2 separate regions of the Homo sapiens genome follow, and region 1 is linked to region 2. Evidence: chromatin contacts called from ENCODE Hi-C or POLR2A ChIA-PET data. All regions are on one chromosome and are shown on one strand. The core of a region is the stretch at or near the end of the contact, and the rest is flanking DNA. Distances in the headings are between cores, read along the strand shown. Region 1 overlaps IGF2BP2 (insulin like growth factor 2 mRNA binding protein 2). Region 2 has its middle 37 kb from the start of TRA2B.

Evidence for each region. Hi-C counts contacts between places; a loop is a spot of excess contacts on that map. ChIA-PET counts read pairs that join two places held with the same protein, here RNA polymerase II (POLR2A). Pooled maps may share reads with other maps.
Region 1: a loop to region 2 is called in a map of HepG2, with 2.2 times the contacts of the local background. The contact joins two enhancer-like sites. A Hi-C loop is called at or near these places in 4 of 168 maps with a recorded cell type or tissue (HepG2, MCF 10A and mammary epithelial cell), 1 of 37 single-sample maps with no recorded cell type and 2 of 50 pooled maps. POLR2A ChIA-PET finds 5 or more read pairs at or near these places in 3 of 52 experiments (OCI-LY7, PC-9 and WTC11).

Annotation. Positions count from the first base shown.
Region 1 is chr3:185,683,025-185,687,770 of GRCh38, forward strand. IGF2BP2 (insulin like growth factor 2 mRNA binding protein 2) reads right to left here. Exons shown (of 16, transcript NM_006548.6): 7 at 4,033-4,167. Among named protein-coding and RNA genes, the nearest start is that of IGF2BP2-AS1, 28 kb to the right of the region's middle. Within about 2 kb of position 2,652, at least 2 of the 41 ENCODE cell types and tissues checked have a DNase peak (open chromatin) inside an H3K27ac peak, as active enhancers do.
Region 2 is chr3:185,898,587-185,903,692 of GRCh38, forward strand. No RefSeq gene overlaps it. Among named protein-coding and RNA genes, the nearest start is that of TRA2B, 37 kb to the right of the region's middle. RefSeq lists an enhancer at 1,715-2,009. Within about 2 kb of position 1,790, at least 2 of the 41 ENCODE cell types and tissues checked have a DNase peak (open chromatin) inside an H3K27ac peak, as active enhancers do.

The DNA of each region.
Region 1 (4,746 bases), core at 1,402-3,901, 210 kb before region 2:
AGAAGCAGAAGACCTCAAAATGTCCATCACCAGATGAACAGATAAACAAAATGTGCTATATACATACACTGGAATGTTATTTGGCCATAAAAAGGAAGGAAAGCCTGTTACATGCTATAACATGAACCTTGAGGACACTATGCAAAGTAAAATAAGCCAGTCACAAAAGAATAATAGTATATGATTCTACCTATATGAGGTATGTAGAGTAGTCAAATTCATAGAAAGAAGTGGTGATTACCAGAGGCTGACGGGAGAGGGAAAAGAGAGTTGTTTAATAGGTACAGAGTTCCAGATTTACAAGATGAAAAGGTTCTGGAGATCTGTTTCACAGCAATGTGAATATACTTAAGACTACTGAAAAGTACACTTAAAAATGATCAATAATTTTTTTTTTTTTCTGAGATGGAGTCTTGCTCTGTCACCCAGGCTGGAGTGCAGTGGTGCACTCTCGGCTCCCTGCAACCTCCGCCTCCTGGGTTCAAGCGGTTCTCATGCCTCAGCCTCCCAAGTAGCTGGGACTACAGGTGTCCACCCCAACACCTGGCTAATTTCTGTATTTTTAGTAGAGACGAGGTTTCACCATGTTGGCCAGGCCAATCTCAAACTCCTGACTCAAGTGATCCACCTTGTCTCAGCCTCCCAAAGTGCTGGGATTACAGGCATGAGACACCATGCCCAGCCAAGACAGTACATTTTATGTTATGGTTGTTTAACCACAACTTTTAAAGAAGTTTTCTGAAAAAAGGACACAAGGAAGGGATGCCCTCTCCCTCAATTTGTAACTTTTTTGTGGGAATGCACATCTGAAATCACTATAGTCATCCTATTATAACCAAGGGAACGTGAGACATGCTGAGGAACGTAGAGCAGAAAAATGTTCTGGGTCTCTGGGCCCATGATTCAACTGACCTTGGAGCCGTGTGCCTTAGGACTTCTTGTTATGTGACATGACATCCTTTTCTTATTGGTTATACCACTTGTATTTTCTGTTGCTTGAAGACCAAAAGCATCTAACAGATGCATTACTACTGCCTCAAAATAAAGAGGGTGCTTGAAGAAGCTGCATTAGAATGTAACTTTCAGAGGATGGGCATTTTTGTCAGCTTTGTTCACTGCTGAGTTCCTGGCACATAGAATAGTGTCTGGCACATAGTGACTGCTCAATAAATATTTGGTAAATGAACAAAAAGAAAGTTTAGGATCTCTGTTCTCCTATATCTTCTACCTCTTATTCAGTCCCTTCAGGGCTCTGTCACCTACACAGGGAGGCATTCTCTGAAACCCCCAAATCCTTGTCCCCCTAAAACCCTCATTAGGACCTTCAGTTACATGTCATCATTGGATACTACATTTTTCCACTGTAGAATTTCTTTTTTTTTTTTCTTTTCTTGTTTTGAAATGGAGTCTCGCTCTGTCGCCCAGGCTGGAGTGCAGTGGCGCGATCTCGGCTCACTGCAACCTCCACCTCCCAGGTTCAAGAGATTCCCCTGCCTCAGCTTCCCAAGTAGCTGGGACTTCAGGCGTGTGCCACCACGCCCAGCTAATTTTTGTATTTTTAGTAGAGACAGGGTTTCACTATATGTTGGACAGGCTGGTCTCGAACTCCTGGCCTCAAGTGATCCGCCCGCTTCAGCCTCCCAAAGTGCTGGGATTACAGGCGTGAGTCACCACATCCAGCCTCACTGTAGCATTTCTTATAGCTGCACTTAATTACTTATTGGTGTAATTACTCATTATTTGTTTAATGAGTGTCTCTCCCACTGGACTGCTCCATCAAAGCAGGAACCAATGGGTGAAAAAATGGTATGTGGGGAAGGAAAAAAAAAAAAGCAGGAACCAAGTCCTGCTCATGGTTGTAGCCTCAACCTCCAGCAGTGATTAGCACAGTGTAGGCACTGAAAAATTTTTTTTCTAAGATATTCAAACTCTATCTTGGCTCTACATGAAAACATAAAAGCCCAAGTTGTAAATTAGTCTTTTTGACTAATTTAGAATTTTATTAAGTTGTTTGCACCTAGGTTGAAGAATCAAGGAAGGTGGCTGGGCGCAGTGGCTCACACCTGTAATCCCAGCACATTGGGAGGCCAAGGCGGGTGGATCACCTGAGGTCAGGAGTTCGAGACCAGCCTGGGCAACGTGGTTAAACCCTGTCTCTACTAAAATTACAAAAATTAGCCAGATGTGGTGGCAGGCACCTGTAATTCCAGCTGCTCGGGAGGCTGAGGCAGGAGAATTGCTTGAACCCGGGAGACGGGAGGTTGCAGTGAGCCAAGATCATGCCATTGTACTCGACAAGAGTGAAACTCCGTCTCAAAAAAAAAAAAGGAATCCAGAAAAGTATTATTTACTAAGTTCCCAGGAACTTGGATGAGAAATGTCTTTTTCAAATTAAACTGTGGCATTTGGGGGATTTCAAAAGCCCAAGTAGAATAAATAATTCATAATAGAAAGGATAGAGTCTCTTATGAAATCTAAGAATAGATTTGTAATGTTCTTCTTTTAAGGACCATTTTCATCTTGGTTTTGGAACACTCATGTTTGACATTATTTGATTCACCCCTCACTACTTCTCTATAAAACTGCCACCGCTACCCACAAACAGATTTTGCCAAACTGAAAATCTACTTTTTCTTTTTTTAGGGACAGGGTGGTGCTCTGTCACCCAAGCTGGAGTGTGGTGATGCAATCATAGCTCATTGCTCAAATTCTTAGGCTCAAGCAATTCTGCCTCAGCCTCCTGAGTAGCCGAGACTACAGGTATACACCACCATGTCTAACTAATTTTTTAAATTTTTTGTAGAGATGGAGGTCTCACTATGTTGCCCAGCCTGGTCTCAAACTCCTAGCCTCCGGCGATCTTCCTACCTTGGCCTCCCAAAGCACTGAGATTATAGGTATGAGCCACTGCACCCAGCATGAAAGTCTATTTTTATTGTATTATCTATTCCATCACCACTCATTCATTTATAATACAAAGTTAATTTGTTTGGTAAGAACTGTATTTGTCATTCAAACTGGGACAACCCTCATTACACTGTGGAATCCTATAATTACTTCATAAAATAAGGGGAAAGGGCTGGACATGGTGGCTCATGCCTGTAATCCCAGCACTTTGGGAGGACGAGGTGGGCAGATCATTTGAAGTCAGGAGTTCGAGACTAGCCTGGCCAACATGGTGAAACCTTGTCTCTTCTAAAAGTACAAAAATTAGCTGGGCATGGTGGCGCACGCCTGTAATCCCAGCTATTCGGGAGGCTGAGGCAGGAGAATCACTTGAACCCAAGAGGCGGAGGTTGCCGTGAGACAAGATTGCACTACTGCACTCCAGCCTAGGGCAACAGAGTGAGACTCTGTCTTAAAAAAAAAAAAAGGAGAGGGGGGTAGTGAGGAGGAAGGACAGATAGAAGAAAAAAGTGGAAGAAGAATAAAGCAGCCATGTGTAAACTAGTTTCTACTACTTAAGGAAATGTAATCCAATGTTAAGAGTGCAAACAATTTAGAAGCATGGTGGGAGAAATCTTTTCCAGGACAATAAATGATAGCTTTGGTGACAACATACTTTCTACACTTGCACTGTCCAATTCAATGGGCATTAGCTATACACATGGCTACCAAACTCTGAGTAAAAAAATAAAACACTCAGTTCTTCCACTGTACTAGCCACATTTCAAATACTCAATAGCAACATGTGGCTATTGAACAGTGCAGATATAGAACATTTCTATCATTGCAGAAAGTTCTATTGGACAGCATGAGTCTGTATGTTCCTCCCAATAATTACTATCAATGGGTGATAGAAGCATCAAAATCACCGAGAGACATGCAAGTGAAGAGACAGCCATATGTAAATGCAAAAGATCTACTTCCCACTGTATTCTACTTGGGAACAAATTTCTTAAACACAATCCCTCCCTGCCTCTGTTACTGAGTAACAGATTTGGAGTTTTTAAAAAAAACCTCTTGGGTTAAATGAGGGAGAATCTACTCTTTTTCTCTGTTGAGTGATCTGGGCATTGCATGCAAACTTACAGTTTGGTCTCATCTGCCTCTTTCTGCATGATTTCAAGAATCATGCGGCATGCTTCAGAAGTCCCCTCTGGGGTGGCATGGATGGTGACAGGCTTCTCTGCAGCTCCAGAGTTCTCTTTTCTATGGATATCTACCCTGTAGGAAAAGAATCAGGAGCCATGATTACAAGGTCATCTGGATAGGACCCTAGCCCCAAGAAAGCGTCACACCAACCCATGTACAGCAAGGACACAGACAGACAAGGAGGCGTCATCAGCACGTTTGCAATCAGTGCCATTCTCCAAGAAGGAGGCAAGCAGTGCAGGGGGTCTTGTGCCAAATTTTAATTATTTGCAGCTTCATTTAGAAGGGAACGGTTCTTACAGGAGTGCTGTAGGACAAAGGCACTAAGCCAACTCAGTAATGAAGCCAGTTTGGTAAATGAAGTATTTTGTGTAGTCTTTCAAATGACTGCAGAAGTGAAGAGTAAAGTGAGAAGGATAATACTGCACATTGGCACAGTGCCGGTCTCTGAACTGATTGCAGCTTTTAAAAGCCATATGTTAATCCAAATCCGAACACCAAATTCAAGCAAGCTTTATATATTTGAGTGTGGATAGAAAACAGAGGCATGCCCTCTCTCTGCCTAAGTTTTTGGTTTCCTTTCCATTGGCAGCCTGCCATTAAGACTAATGGCTCAAAAGCTTGATGACTTTATCAGACTTCTTTGGGTAG
Region 2 (5,106 bases), core at 540-3,039:
ACTTCCTTGATAGATTTTTAGATTTTCTTTTTCAGGGACTTAATTTACTTGGGAATTAGCTTAATACTTTTGAAACTTATTTTTTAGCTTTGTTAGGGTGGGTCTAGAGAAACCTTTAACTCTAGGGCTAGATTAGTCTTTCTCCTAAGATGGGGTCTTTCTGAGATGTCTGCTGTGGTCTCATTTTTTATAAAGTATTTCCACTCTGGCTGGTTGAAACTTGAACATCTTTCAGACCTGTATGAGATTCGGTAGTTATTTAGCTCTCAGCTAAATGATAGTTGTTATTTCTCTGGTAATTGTTCATTGCCCAGCCTCTTGGAGACTTGTTCTGTGCATGCATAGTTTAGTATTTAGACGAAGACTCAACAGGGTCCCGACGCAGATTTTTGGAGGTCCTCCTTGGCATTGGTTCTTTCTCTTTGGTAATCTGCCCTACACATTCCAGACACAAGGTAGTCCTGAACTCTGATTTCCGTGTTCTTAAGTCAGGGAGACTTTTGTCCTCTGGTTGGGCTACCCCTCAGACACCACAGTCCAGAAATTGGCTCCAGAGAGAAAGCCATGGCATGCGGGCTCGTTTTGTTTGTTCCCTTTGCTGAAGAATCATGGTGCTGTGTTGCCTGAGGTACAACAGTTATTTCATGTATTTTGTCCAGCTTTATAGCTGTTTACTGAGGGAGAGCTGGTTGAGTATCAGTTTCTGTCATGGCTTGAAGTGTAAATACTTGCCTTTCAGCTTTCATATTTTTAATTTTGGAGAGTGATGAAAATATTCTAAATCATGAGTTTCAGAGGTAGTTATGTGACTATACACTTGTCAGAACTCATTGAATTGTGTAATAAGGGTACTTTTTTTGCATGTAGATGTTTATTTTATTTTATTTATTTATTTATTTATTTTTTGAGGTGAAATCTTGCTCTGTCACATAGGCTAGAGTGCAGTGGCGCAATCTCGGCTCATTGCAACCTCTGCCTCCCAGATTCAAGCGATTTTCATGCTCAGCCTCTTGAGTAGCTGGGATTACAGGTGCGCATCACCACATCTGGCTAATTTAACATCCGGCTAATTTTTGTATTTTTAGTAGAGACAGGGTTTCACCATGTTGGCCAGGCTGGTCTCAAACTCCTGACCTCATGTGATCCACCCGCCTTGGCCTCCCAAAGTGTTGGGATTACAGGTGTGAGCCACCACGCCCAGCCATGCATGTAAATTATACTCCAATAAAGCTCAGAAAAAGGTAAAATACTTTTTGAGACAAAAAAGTATTAAATGTTTAAATATTATTAAATATTAAATATAAGCACACACAAGAGTATACAGAATAATGGGAAACACCCTTATCATTATCACTCAGACTACAAAATAAAGCAATACAAATACAAGCAGAAGCTCCGTATATATGCCTCTCTTTGCATTTACTATCCTCATGCTTGTTTTTATCACCTTACTTCATATGTAGGTGTCTCCACAAATATGGTATTGTTTTCCCTGTCTTTAAACTTCACACATAAATGTTTCATTCATCTAGCTGTTTTCAATGATGTGATAATAAATAGGCAAACCCACACATGTGATTATATTTGCACAACTTCTAGACTTGGACCTGTACAGAAATGCAAAGTTTACCTGACTCTCTACATTTTGAACTCACTGTACTTCTCTCAGGAGAGAATGCCAAGAAAGTCACTGTCATTTATTCCTCTGCCTGGGGCAGAAAAATTAGTGAACACTCACTCTTGGTAAGTGGCATGAAAGGCCATTTGTAAGCCTGGCCCTGCTCCAATGGCTGCTGTGAAGATTCATGCACTGAGGGTGATGAGGGCTTGGAGCTCCCCTTGGCCTGAGTCAGCAACCTGCTGGTGCCTGGTGTCAGCAGTTTCCGGTCAGGGAGTGACTCACTGGACACCCTCCTACTTTCTGCTGGATGGAAGTGAGTGTCTCAGGGAAATTGATTCCAGCCCTCAGATCCAGACTGCACCATTAACTCTGTAAATCTGATTAATCCCTTAACAAGGGTCAGAAACATCTGTAATTCCTTTCCAGCGAGCCTCGTTTTTTATTTTATTATTATTATTATTTTGAGATGGAGTTTCACTCTTGTCGCCCAGGCTGGAGTGCAATGGCGTGATCCCGGCTCACTGCAACCTCCACCTCCCAGGTTCAAGCGAGTCTCCTGCTTCAGCCTCCCGAGTAGCTGGGATTACAGGTGCCCGCCACCACACTCAGCTAATTTTGTATTTTTAGTAGACGGGGTTTCTCCATGTTGGTCAGGCTGGTATCTAACTTCCGACCTCAGGTGATCTGCCCGCCTCGGCCTCCCAGGGTGCTGGGATTACAGGCGTGAGCCACTGCACCCGGCCTTACCAAATTTAAAACGATAGAAACACTGTTCAGACCAGGAACGGTGTCTCACACCTGTAATCCCAGCACTTTGGGAGGCCGAGGTGGCCGATCACTTGAAGTCAGGCGTTTGGGACCGGCCTGGCCAACATGGCAAAACCCCGACTCTACCAAAAATACAAAAATTAGCCAGGCGACATGGCGAATGCCTGTAATCCCAGCTACTCAGGAGGCTGAGGCAGGAGAATTGCTTGAACCCGGGAGGCGGAGGTTGCAGTGAGCCAATATTGTGCCACTGCACTCCAGCCTGGGAGACAGAGCGAGACTCCATCTCAAAAAGAAAACAAAAACAAAACAACAACAACAACAACAAACCCACTTTGTTCATAGAACTGCTGTGTATACAGCATGAAATTTGTATTTTCTTTTTAAATCTACAATCCTACACTTCAGGTTTGCAACTTTTGCTAATGTAAATCCTCCAGAACAAGCCTATCTCTTAAATCACTAGCAAGACTGCAGCTCATAAACACAGCCGGATCCTTCAGAATGAGTTTTATTTTCTCATATCCTTTGCTTATTCTAAGTAGAGCTTCATTTTCTTTTCCATGCTATTTTGAGCTATAACAAACCGCTCCTCTGTCCATTTCTTGATTTCCTGACAGGTCAGTTTTGATCTGTATAGTTTGATCAGTATAGTTAAATTTCCTGAAAGGCCACACAGCTGAGCCATGTAAAGTTCTCAGTAGAAATAAGAGGGACTGTGGCCAGGCATGGTGGCTCACGCCTGTAATCCCAGCACTTTGGGAGGCTGAAGTGAGTGGATCACCAGAGGTCAGGAGTTCAAGACCAGCCTGACCAACATATTGAAACCCTGTCTCTGCTAAAAATACAAAAAATTAGCTGGGCGTGGTGGCGGGCTCCTGTAATCCCAGCTACTCTGGAGGCTGAAGCAGGAGAATCGCTTGAACCCAGGAGGTGGAGATTGCAGTGAGCCGAGATGGCGCCATTGTACTCCAGCCTGGGCGACAAGAGCAAAATTCTGTCTCAAAAAATAAAAAAAATAAAAAAATTAAAAAAAGAAAGAAAGAAGAGGGACATCAAACAGAGGAGCCTGTTTTCAGAGTTCCCAGACCACATGAAATTCAGAAGCATTAACTAACCCCTTTGAAAGCAAAAATTTAATGCAGAAAAAGTACAAAAAGCATGCCAATATTAGGACACACGCACACACAACTGCATACACACTTTTTTTGCACATTTATTTTTTATTCTACTTCAAGTCAAGTATAATCAGTTTCTATATTTTTCAGTGAAATCAATTCCTTGAGGACTGAACATGCTTTTCTCATACACCCACAGTTTTCCTCCTCCCAGCTTCACCATTTAGGGATATGATACTTTTCAGAGTTGATAGGAAGTGTTTACCTTATTTTGACCATCTCAATATTGTTCACTTTTGAGACACGTACTATAATATAGCATGAATGACTTTCCTTTTTTCTTCTTTTTCTTTTTTTGAGAATGAGTCTCGCTTTATCACCCAGGCTGGAGTGCAATGGCATGATCTTGGCTCATTGCAACCTCCTTCTCCTGGGTTTAAGCGATTTTCCCCGCTCAGTCTCCCGAGTAGCTGGGATTACAGGTGCCCGCCACAACACCCGGCAAATTTTTGTGTTTTTAGTAGAGACGGGGTTTCACCATGTTGGCCGGGCTGGTCTCAATCTCCTGACTGCAAGTGATCTGCCTGCCTTGGCCTCCCAAAGTGCTGGGATTACAGGTGTGAGCTACGGCACCCAGCCATGAATGGCTTTCTTATTCCCTACAAATATTGTTTTATATCCTAGAATTCCAATTTTTTTTCATTTTTTAAATTTTTTATGTGCACGTATCTAATTTTCTTTGACTACTTCAAACCTGTGAAAGCCTCTCAGTAGTGTCTCTGAATACAAAAAGAGTTCCATTTTCCTTATTTGCCAAAGCACATCATCTAGGAGATTCCTCAAAAGTTGCATAGGGTATTCTTTTTTTTTTGAGATGGAGTCTCGCTTTGTCGCCAGGCTGGAGTGCAGTGGTGCAATCTCGGCTCGCTGCAACCTCTGCCTCCTGGGTTCAAGTGATTCTCCTGCCTCAGCCTCCCAAGTAGCTGGGACTGCAGGTGTGTGCCACCATGCCCAGCTAATTTTTATATTTTTAGTAGAGATGAGATTTCTCCATGTTGGCCAGGATGGTCTCAATCTCTTGACCTCATGTTTGGCCTACCCGGGCTTCCCAAAGTGCTGGGATTATAGGTGTGAGCCACCGCGCTTGGCCAGGTTATCTTTTTTTTTTTTTTGAGACGGAGGTTTTGCTCTTGTTGCCCAGGCTGAAGTGCAACGGCGTGATCTCGGCTCACCGCAACCTCTGCCCCCCAGGTTCAAGCAGTTCTCCTGCCTCAGCCTCCCAAGTAACTGGGATTACAGGCATGTACCACCACGCCTGGCTAATTTTGTATTTTTAATAGAGACGGGGTTTCTCCATGTTGAGGCTGGTCTCGAACTCCTGACCTCAGGTGATCCACCCACCTTGGCCTCCCAGAGTGTTGGGATTACAGGCGTGAGCCACTTCGCCCAGACTTTTTTTTTTTTTTTAAGAAGGGAAGTCTTTGTATGCCTTAAGATGTCCTTATTCAACTCTCAAATTTAGAATTTTAGGTTGAAAATAATTTTTCTTGGCCAGTCACAGTAGCTCATGCCTGTAACAATACCAGCACTTTGGGAGGC